Regions from separate parts of the Mus musculus genome. Here regions 1 and 3 are each linked to region 2. A link is a loop called in an ENCODE intact Hi-C map of the cell type or tissue named here. Cell type or tissue: heart. All regions are shown on one strand.

Region 1 (2,500 bases), 270 kb before region 2:
AAAGAAGCACCCTACCCGGCTAGAGGACACCGCGCTCCCTACAACCCGCGTCTCCCGGTGCGCAGGCTCAAGCCCCGCCCCTACGCTCCAGCCTCCCGTCATGCTCCGCGATAGTGGCTGTGGCGGCAGCGACCGAGGCGGCAGTATGGAGGGCGAGAGCACGTTGGGGGTGCTGTCTGGCTTCGTGCTCGGCGCGCTCACTTTCCATCATCTCAACACAGACTCAGACACGGTGAGCCGGGCGCGGCTGCCGACCCCGCCCGCAGTCCCCGCTCGCTCCGTGGGTTCGCGGAGCAGGGCGCCCTCCCGGGCTCTCATCCGGGCCCTTTTTCTCTGCTCGCCCTTGGGCTTGGAGGAAAGTTCCCCGGGGCCTCCGGCTCGGCGACGAAAGTCGGGCAGCTTACCTGCCTCGCTACCCTGCTGTGCGAAGGATCCCGGCGCCGGGTCCTACTCGCAGCGCGTGAGCGTCGCGAGGCTCGGGAGGACGAGCAGGGGCGAGCCAGACCCCGCACCCAGCCGCAAGGGGCTGGCTAGTTGTAGGGCTACCCTGGCATGAGGCTGTAAGATCCGGCTATTTCTGTGCTACTTTCCGTTACAAACGCACCTTGTCCAGGATCAGATGTGTAAATGCATTTTTAAGCCTTTGCCTCCTTTCGAAGCCCGTGAGTGACATTGAAAACAAATTTTAAGGCTTTTTTTTTTTTTTTTGGTAGATTAAAAACTTACCGTAAAACTTTGAGGTCTGGCAGTAGCATCTTGTATTAAGTTCTTAGTAACATAAAGAAAGAAACTAGAAACATCTAAAATGAGTTTGGGGTCTGCACGAATACAGTGCAGAGAGCACCATACTGAACAGTGTGGAGTAAGGTATTTGAACTGTTGAGTCCTTCGCTTTAAGTGTCAGATCTGCGTTGCCTAAATTGCTTCTCAGCACAGTCCCAGTGATAGGAGTGTACAATGATTTTGATGTGCAGTACATCAAAATACCAGGGGGAAACAAATGACATCTTTGAATGCGCGAGGTACTCACCGGGCAGCACATAATGGGATGATACATTAGCATGGCTCTACGGGAGGATGATACACAAACTTCATACTAAACACAAACACGTGTGTGTGTGTATCTGTGGGACTTATTTTAGAAGATGTTTAGCGTGAACATAAGTAAACTGCCCTAAGTCTGTAGTTTATAGGATTAGCCCTTGTACACTACATCTTGGTGTTTGACCCTAGTTTCTCAGATATTTTAACTTTTGTTTGTTTGTTTGAAGAGTCATTTACTGAGCATCTGTGGATCACACATGGGCAGTGCCCAAGTAGACCAGAAGAGGGCATAACATCCCCTGGAACTTAATGGGAGATAAAGATGTGGGCGCTGAGAACTAAATCCTGTTCTTTTGCAAGAGCAGCCACTGCTCTTAATGACTGAATCGTCCCTCCAGCTCAACTAAAGTTTTTAGAGTTGGTTTCTGAATAATTGTACTTAGAATTGACTGGTACTTTTCCTAGTTTTTAACATTGGGAGTATCAAAATCAAGAACATTTGCAATTGCAGATTTTTACCCACTTGATTCTGTTAAAAGACTGGGACATTCCTATGTTTGTTTGGTTGGTCGTTCGATTATTTTGATGAAATGGAGGCAGGGCATTATAAACCAATTTTAATGAATAGAAGAGTTCACTTGATCTTTAAATGCACCCAAAGAAAAAACTTGAGTCACTGAAATGAGAAAACAAAACAAAAACTCAAAAGGCTGCCTGTATTTTAAAAGAAAACAGGCACACAGTAGACCCACTGGGAAGCAGATGTAACTGAATTACAAATCTTTATTTTTTTTTAATAATTTTTAGACAGATTTACATCTGAAAACATTGATCACTTTAGCATTCCATAGCTAAGAAACCTCCACTGACACTCAGAAATATGTGTAAAATCCAGACTTGGGCTGCTCATTTGGATTATCTTGTGGGACTTTACCCTCTTGTTACAACTGTCCACAGAAGCCTTGCGCTTCAAGACAAACTGCTCAGCTGAGCTCTTAAACAGACTTAAAACTTTTATGCATTTGAGTTAGGGGTGCTTCACTCTCTGCCTTCCCAAACTATTACCAAGCCCTTTAAAGTCAGTTCTACTCAGCCTGGCGTGGTGGCGCTCGCCTTTAATCCCAGCACTTGGGAGGCAGAAGGCAGGCGAATTTCTGAGTTCAAGGCCAGCCTGGTCTACAAAGTGAGTTCCAGGACAGCCAGAGCTACACAGAGAAACCCTGTCTCAAAACAAACAAACAAACAAATCAGTTCCACTCTGTCTCCCTCTCAGCCTTTCCCAGTTACCCATGTGCCCACTACCTATAACACATTTGTATATTGTGAAATTCTGAGAAGATATGATTAGGAGATAGAATATTGACCCTAGCCAGTGTGTTTCATATACTGCTTCTTTTGTTTACTCTCATAGGAAGGTTTTCTCCTCGGTGAAATGAAAGGTGAAGCCAAGAATAGC
Region 2 (2,500 bases):
TCAGAAAGCTCCAACTTAGTCTTGTATTTGTAGCATAAGATACAGAAATTAACTTTTCTAAATTCAAAGAAAAGGAATAGAACACCTCACTAATTAAAAACCAAGTACTGCCTTTATTTGGCTCACCGCTCCGTTTATTAGAGTAACCACATGTGGAGAGGCACAAAGCACTTAAGTTTTACATGACTACAAAGTGATCACAAATCCCAAACTTCAGGTCTTTCACTTCCACTTAAAGAACAAGTTTTCAAAGCGTCTGAGTTAGTTCAATACACAGACCCAGATCTCACGGGAGCTATTATGTTTAAACGATGCACTTCTTGCTCTAGCATCTTCTTCAAGTGGGATCCAGCAAAGGAGGCTGAGATGTCTAAGGTCATGATGCAAATGCTTTGAGGGGCAGTGAATCAATCTGCACGAAGTGGCAAAGATGCAGTGCGCACAGCGCTGAGGGCTCACTGGGCCATCTGCGCTTCCATGGCTTGTGCTGTCCACTCCGGGGCCGTCTGACTAATTTTCTCCAGGAGGTTGTTTACTTGGAAACAAAGTGACTGGATCTGCTTGTCCCATGTTGGCAGGGCTTCTCGTGCTAAGGAAAGAATAAAATAATAGGGAAGATAGAAATTACTCACAAATCGAGGCTAAAAGATAAATTACAACAGTGTTAACTTTTAAAAGATGTTTATTCTGGGACTCTTGGCAAGAACTCAGCTCAGGCCAAGCATGGTATGGCAGAGTTTCCATCTCTGCACTCAAAAGACAGAAGTAGGCAGGATCTCTGTGAGTTTGTGGCTAGCCTGGTCTACACAGTGAGTTCCAAGTCATCCAAGAGGGCCACACAATGACACTGTCTCAAAGAAAGAACGCAAATCACTAACACCAAACATAAAATGGAACATAATGAAAATGTTATTACTAATGCCCTTGAAAACAAAATCAACGACTGAAGACCTATCAAGACAAGATGACCACAAAGCAGCCTCACTCCAGGGTCAGGCTCTCAGTGTTTGCTGGGGCGATACTGCCATCTACTAGGAGAACGCTGGATCTACACATGAGAATATGTCTACCTCACCAAAAAATAATTTAACATTTACAGCAGAAAAAGACAATGTAAAATCTACTTGAAACACTATCTTGAGTACTTTTTTTTTTAAGGGCAAGGTTTTCTGTATAGCCTGTCCTGTAACGCACTGTGTAGACCAGGCTGGCCTCAAACTCACAGAGATCTGCTGCTGCTGCCTCTGCCTCCCAAGAGCTGAGATTAAGGTATTAAAGGTGTGCACCACCTCTTCATTTAAGAAGACTCAAAAAAAAAAAAAAAAAAAAGGAAACCCCACATTTTATTTTATGTATAGGAGTGTTTCGCCTCAGTGTGTGTGTGTGTGTGTGTGTGTGTGTGTGTGTGTGTGTACACCATGATCTTGCCTGGTGCCTACAGAGGCCAGAAAAGGAGGTAACCTAGACCTGGAGCTGCAGATGGTACTGAGAACTGAACCTGACTCCACTGCAAGAATTTGGAGCCATCCAGTCCCCTCCTCCCTTTAATTGAACTTCTTTCTCTTCCCTCTGCCCTGTTTTCATTTCTTTAAGACCACAGTGACTCTGGCTATACTGGAGAAAGTAGGTTAGGAAGCAAGTGTAGACAAGTGGAAAACATCACAGGCTGTGACAGCAGCATTCTGTAAGTCACAGGGAATACAAACGAAGAGAAGGGGCCAGGCCGCAGGTGGCTCTGAGGGTGAAGCCTGGCCATGTGAGAATGACCCCAATCCTCAGAGTAGAAAGAGGAATGATGACTGCAAAGTGTTCTCTGACCTCCACACATGCTCCAAGGTATGTGCTCACCCACACGCACACATACATTTGAATTTTTAAAAATAAGAAAAGTACATGGATTCCTAAGAACATTAGGAGTTGTAATTTATAGGACATGAAAGATACAGGAGTTAAACATAAGAAATTAAGGAAAAAGTTAACATGTAACTTTTAAATGGCTAACTAGAAAGTTTTGGACCTGTGTTTGTCCTAAATCCCTATTAAGCAATCTAATATAGACGCCTTAGGTGTGAACTAGAGCTACAGGTTTGAGAAAGAGAAGAGACTGGTACAAGCAAATCCAGCCACTTCCAAACATACTAACTGAATCAAGGGGTAGAAATCACCCGTGGAGACTCAATGCCTGTAGTGGGAAAGGCCTGGGATTAAGCCGTAAGTAGCTGATGTTAAATCTAAGGGCATCACAGAGTCCATAAAGATGACGTGAAGAACAGCTGCGAGTGCAGGAAAGGCGGCAGGGGCAGGACAGGGCGGCAGAGTCGACAGCATCAGGATGGCCATGGTGTGGTACCGCGTGCACAAGGAAAAGGGACCAGCAATATTGGCTTTATTAAAACCAAGATAAAGTCTAAAGCAGGCTTGCCAGTTCACCCCTGTGAGCTCTGCACTCAGGAAGCAAAGATGGGGGAAGCTCCACATCAGGGGCCAGTCTGGGCGGCTG
Region 3 (2,500 bases), 370 kb before region 2:
CAGAAGAAAATGACCCGTATTTTTGGACAAGTCGTTGCTAAGTATCTTCTGATCTGAAATCAATCCAAATCGTTCCCCTGAGTCTGGAGGCTCCTTATCCTCTGTCAATGAGGTTTGCTACGTCAGTGGCTTCAGAGTTCAAAGCTCCAGCTATGAAAGACACACCCTTTCCTGTAAATGCTCTAAGCAAAGTGTGTGTGTGGTCTGTGACGCAATCCCAGCTCCATAATACTGCGTACTATGGAACTATGACTATATCTCCCGTCTTTAAACACACAGAAGTCAAGGGCAGGTTCCTTGACCCTACAGCAATACTTGTTGGGTACTTGAGTCTCAAATTGCTGATTCTTTGAAACAACAAATCAGACGAGGGAACCTCTTGTAAACCTTTGACCCAATAAAGCAAGACTCCTTCAGGAATCTTTTGGGGATTTTTCAACGATATGTTGTCATATGAACTCGAAACACATTTATCCAAACAAATTGACTTTATTGTCATTTTTTTCTTTTTTTAAAGATTTATTTATTTTATCCCCCCCCCCCGTGTGTGTGTGTGTGTGTGTGTGTGTGTGTGTGTGTGTGTGTTGCCTGCACATATTGGTATGTACCTGTTGCCTGAAGAGGAGAGAAGTGTGCTCTAGAACTGATGACAGACTGTGGGGAGCTGTCATGTGGGCGCTAGGAATCAAACCCCAGTCCTCTGCAAGAGCAGCCAGTGCTCTTTGACTGTGAAGCCATCACTCCCACCCCAAGAGTTTTCCTTAGTGGACCCGGATTCGAGGACCAGGAATGGATGCTGTATTGGACCCCTGGGGAACACACAGCATCTTGAAAACCCAGACTCCTGTTGAGTAGCTCACTGCGCCTTTGAGTCCTCTCCTCGGTGGCAGCGGCGGGAGGGGGGGGGGTGGGGGGGGTGAGCTCTTGTGTTGCCCTCAGGAAAACAATGGAAGATAGGATCTTTCAGAACAGCGTGCCTGGGGAAAAGCTGGGCCTTTGGAACAAAGCAGGACGGGTTACTCTTTAAAGGTTTCACACTTTCCCAGCAAATATTCTCACTACAACCACTCCTCCTGGGGTAACATAGCCTACCCTGTTTCCTGTCCCCCCAATCACGGGGGATAGGCGCTGGGTGACCATGGAGTCCTACTCACCCAACTGCATGACTAACCTGTGACCCAGTGAGGCCAGAGTCTTTAAGCTTTTTCTCTATATAGCTGAGTCACAACATGAAAACGCTATTTGATTTGAAATTGTGGTTTGGGGCAACAATCTATCTTCCTGATGGGTGTATAAAGCCAGCTGGAAATAATGAAGAGATTGCAGGTTCTAATGAACCTCGGGTCTACCCTGGATCTGCCTTCCAAGGATCTAGTTCCCACCGCAATGCCTTCACTTCCATGGGATCTGTTGAATCCAGCTGAAATGGGTTCTGTTTCCAAGTTTTAAAAACTTACTTCTAGCAAGTTAAGTTGAACTCAATGTAGTCACGATGCTACACGTAAAGTCCACAAGATGGCGCTCTCCTCAAGCTTTCGTTCCATGGCTTCCCAACCAGCCATTCTAGCTGATAGCCACATTCACAAATCATAATCAGTTGAAAACTCTCAATGGTTCCGAATGCACTCCAATGGTTACAGCTGTGCCGAGTAGGGCACCCTGCATGGAGTGCTTAAAACCAAGCAGGTGTGGAAAGCTATAGTGTGGCCATCTCTTTCAGGACAACATCAACCTGCAATGGGTTTAGGAGATTTTGTATGAAATGCTCTGCGACAGCTGAGATCACAGAGCCCTATAACCCACCCATCCACTAGCCTGATTAGCCTTCAGGGCCAAAGAGCTTTACTGTAAGGTTGTTACCTACCGGGATATCACAAGTCTGTGTCCCTATCTCAGCCCAGATTTAGTGCACTGGTGAGTTGGAGAAGTCTTCTGCCTACAACTTCCGGTTCCGGCTTACTGCACAAATAACACTGTCTTTTCATGAGGTTTTTGGGTTTGTTTGTTTTTTTTAAGATTTACTTATTTTATGTATATGAGTGCTCTATCTTCGTGTATGCCTGCATGCTGGATGACAGGATTAGATCCCAGATGGTTGTGAGCCACCAGGTGGTTGCTGGGAATTGAACTCAGGACCACTGAAAGAACAGATAGTGCTCTTAACTGCTGAGCCATCTCTCCAGCCCCTTTAAATGAGGTTTTAATGGGTGTTTTGAAAATGGAAGGGCTTGACCTCTTGGATAAAATATAAGGTTCCTATCACCATAATAAAAATTCTGTACACTCTATTAAAACTTCCCTACTTGGCAGGGTGTCAGTAGCACACAACTTTAATTGAAGTGCTCAGGAGGCAGGCGGATCTCTCTGAGTTCAAGGCCAGCCTGGTCTACAGAGTTAGTTCCAGCCAGGGATGCACAGAGAAACCCTGTCTCAAAATATAGATAAATTAGATTAGATAGATAGGATAGAGAGAGAGAGAGAGAGAGAGATGATAGATTGA

Evidence for each region. Peaks named below come from ENCODE experiments on the same cell type or tissue, not always from the same donor. Only the 100,000 strongest peaks of a DNase experiment are listed, where the experiment ranks them.
Region 1: it touches region 2 in a loop (2.4-fold over the local background); 3 of 42 quality-filtered maps call a loop at or near these places.
Region 3: a loop joins it to region 2, with 2.4 times the contacts of the local background. A loop is called at or near these places in 6 of 42 quality-filtered maps.

The regions. Positions count from the first base shown.
Region 1 is chr5:100,818,563-100,821,062 of GRCm38, reverse strand. Abraxas1 (BRCA1 A complex subunit) reads left to right here and starts at 128. Exons shown (of 9, transcript NM_172405.3): 1 at 128-232; 2 at 2,456-2,500. The coding sequence starts at 146. In heart, a CTCF peak has its summit at 1,319 (motif pointing right); a DNase peak (open chromatin) is centred at 92; H3K4me3 peaks cover 1,393 bases; H3K27ac peaks cover 1,023 bases.
Region 2 is chr5:100,545,393-100,547,892 of GRCm38, reverse strand. Cops4 (COP9 signalosome subunit 4) reads right to left here. Exons shown (of 10, transcript NM_012001.2): 10 at 91-589. The coding sequence ends at 456. Among named protein-coding and RNA genes, the nearest start is that of Plac8, 26 kb to the left of the region's middle. In heart, a CTCF peak has its summit at 1,043; no DNase peak of the experiment used is centred here.
Region 3 is chr5:100,914,326-100,916,825 of GRCm38, reverse strand. The region is part of intron 1 of Gm36740 (a long non-coding RNA gene); the gene reads right to left. Among named protein-coding and RNA genes, the nearest start is that of Gm36793, 1.9 kb to the right of the region's middle. In heart, a CTCF peak has its summit at 1,507 (motif pointing right); no DNase peak of the experiment used is centred here.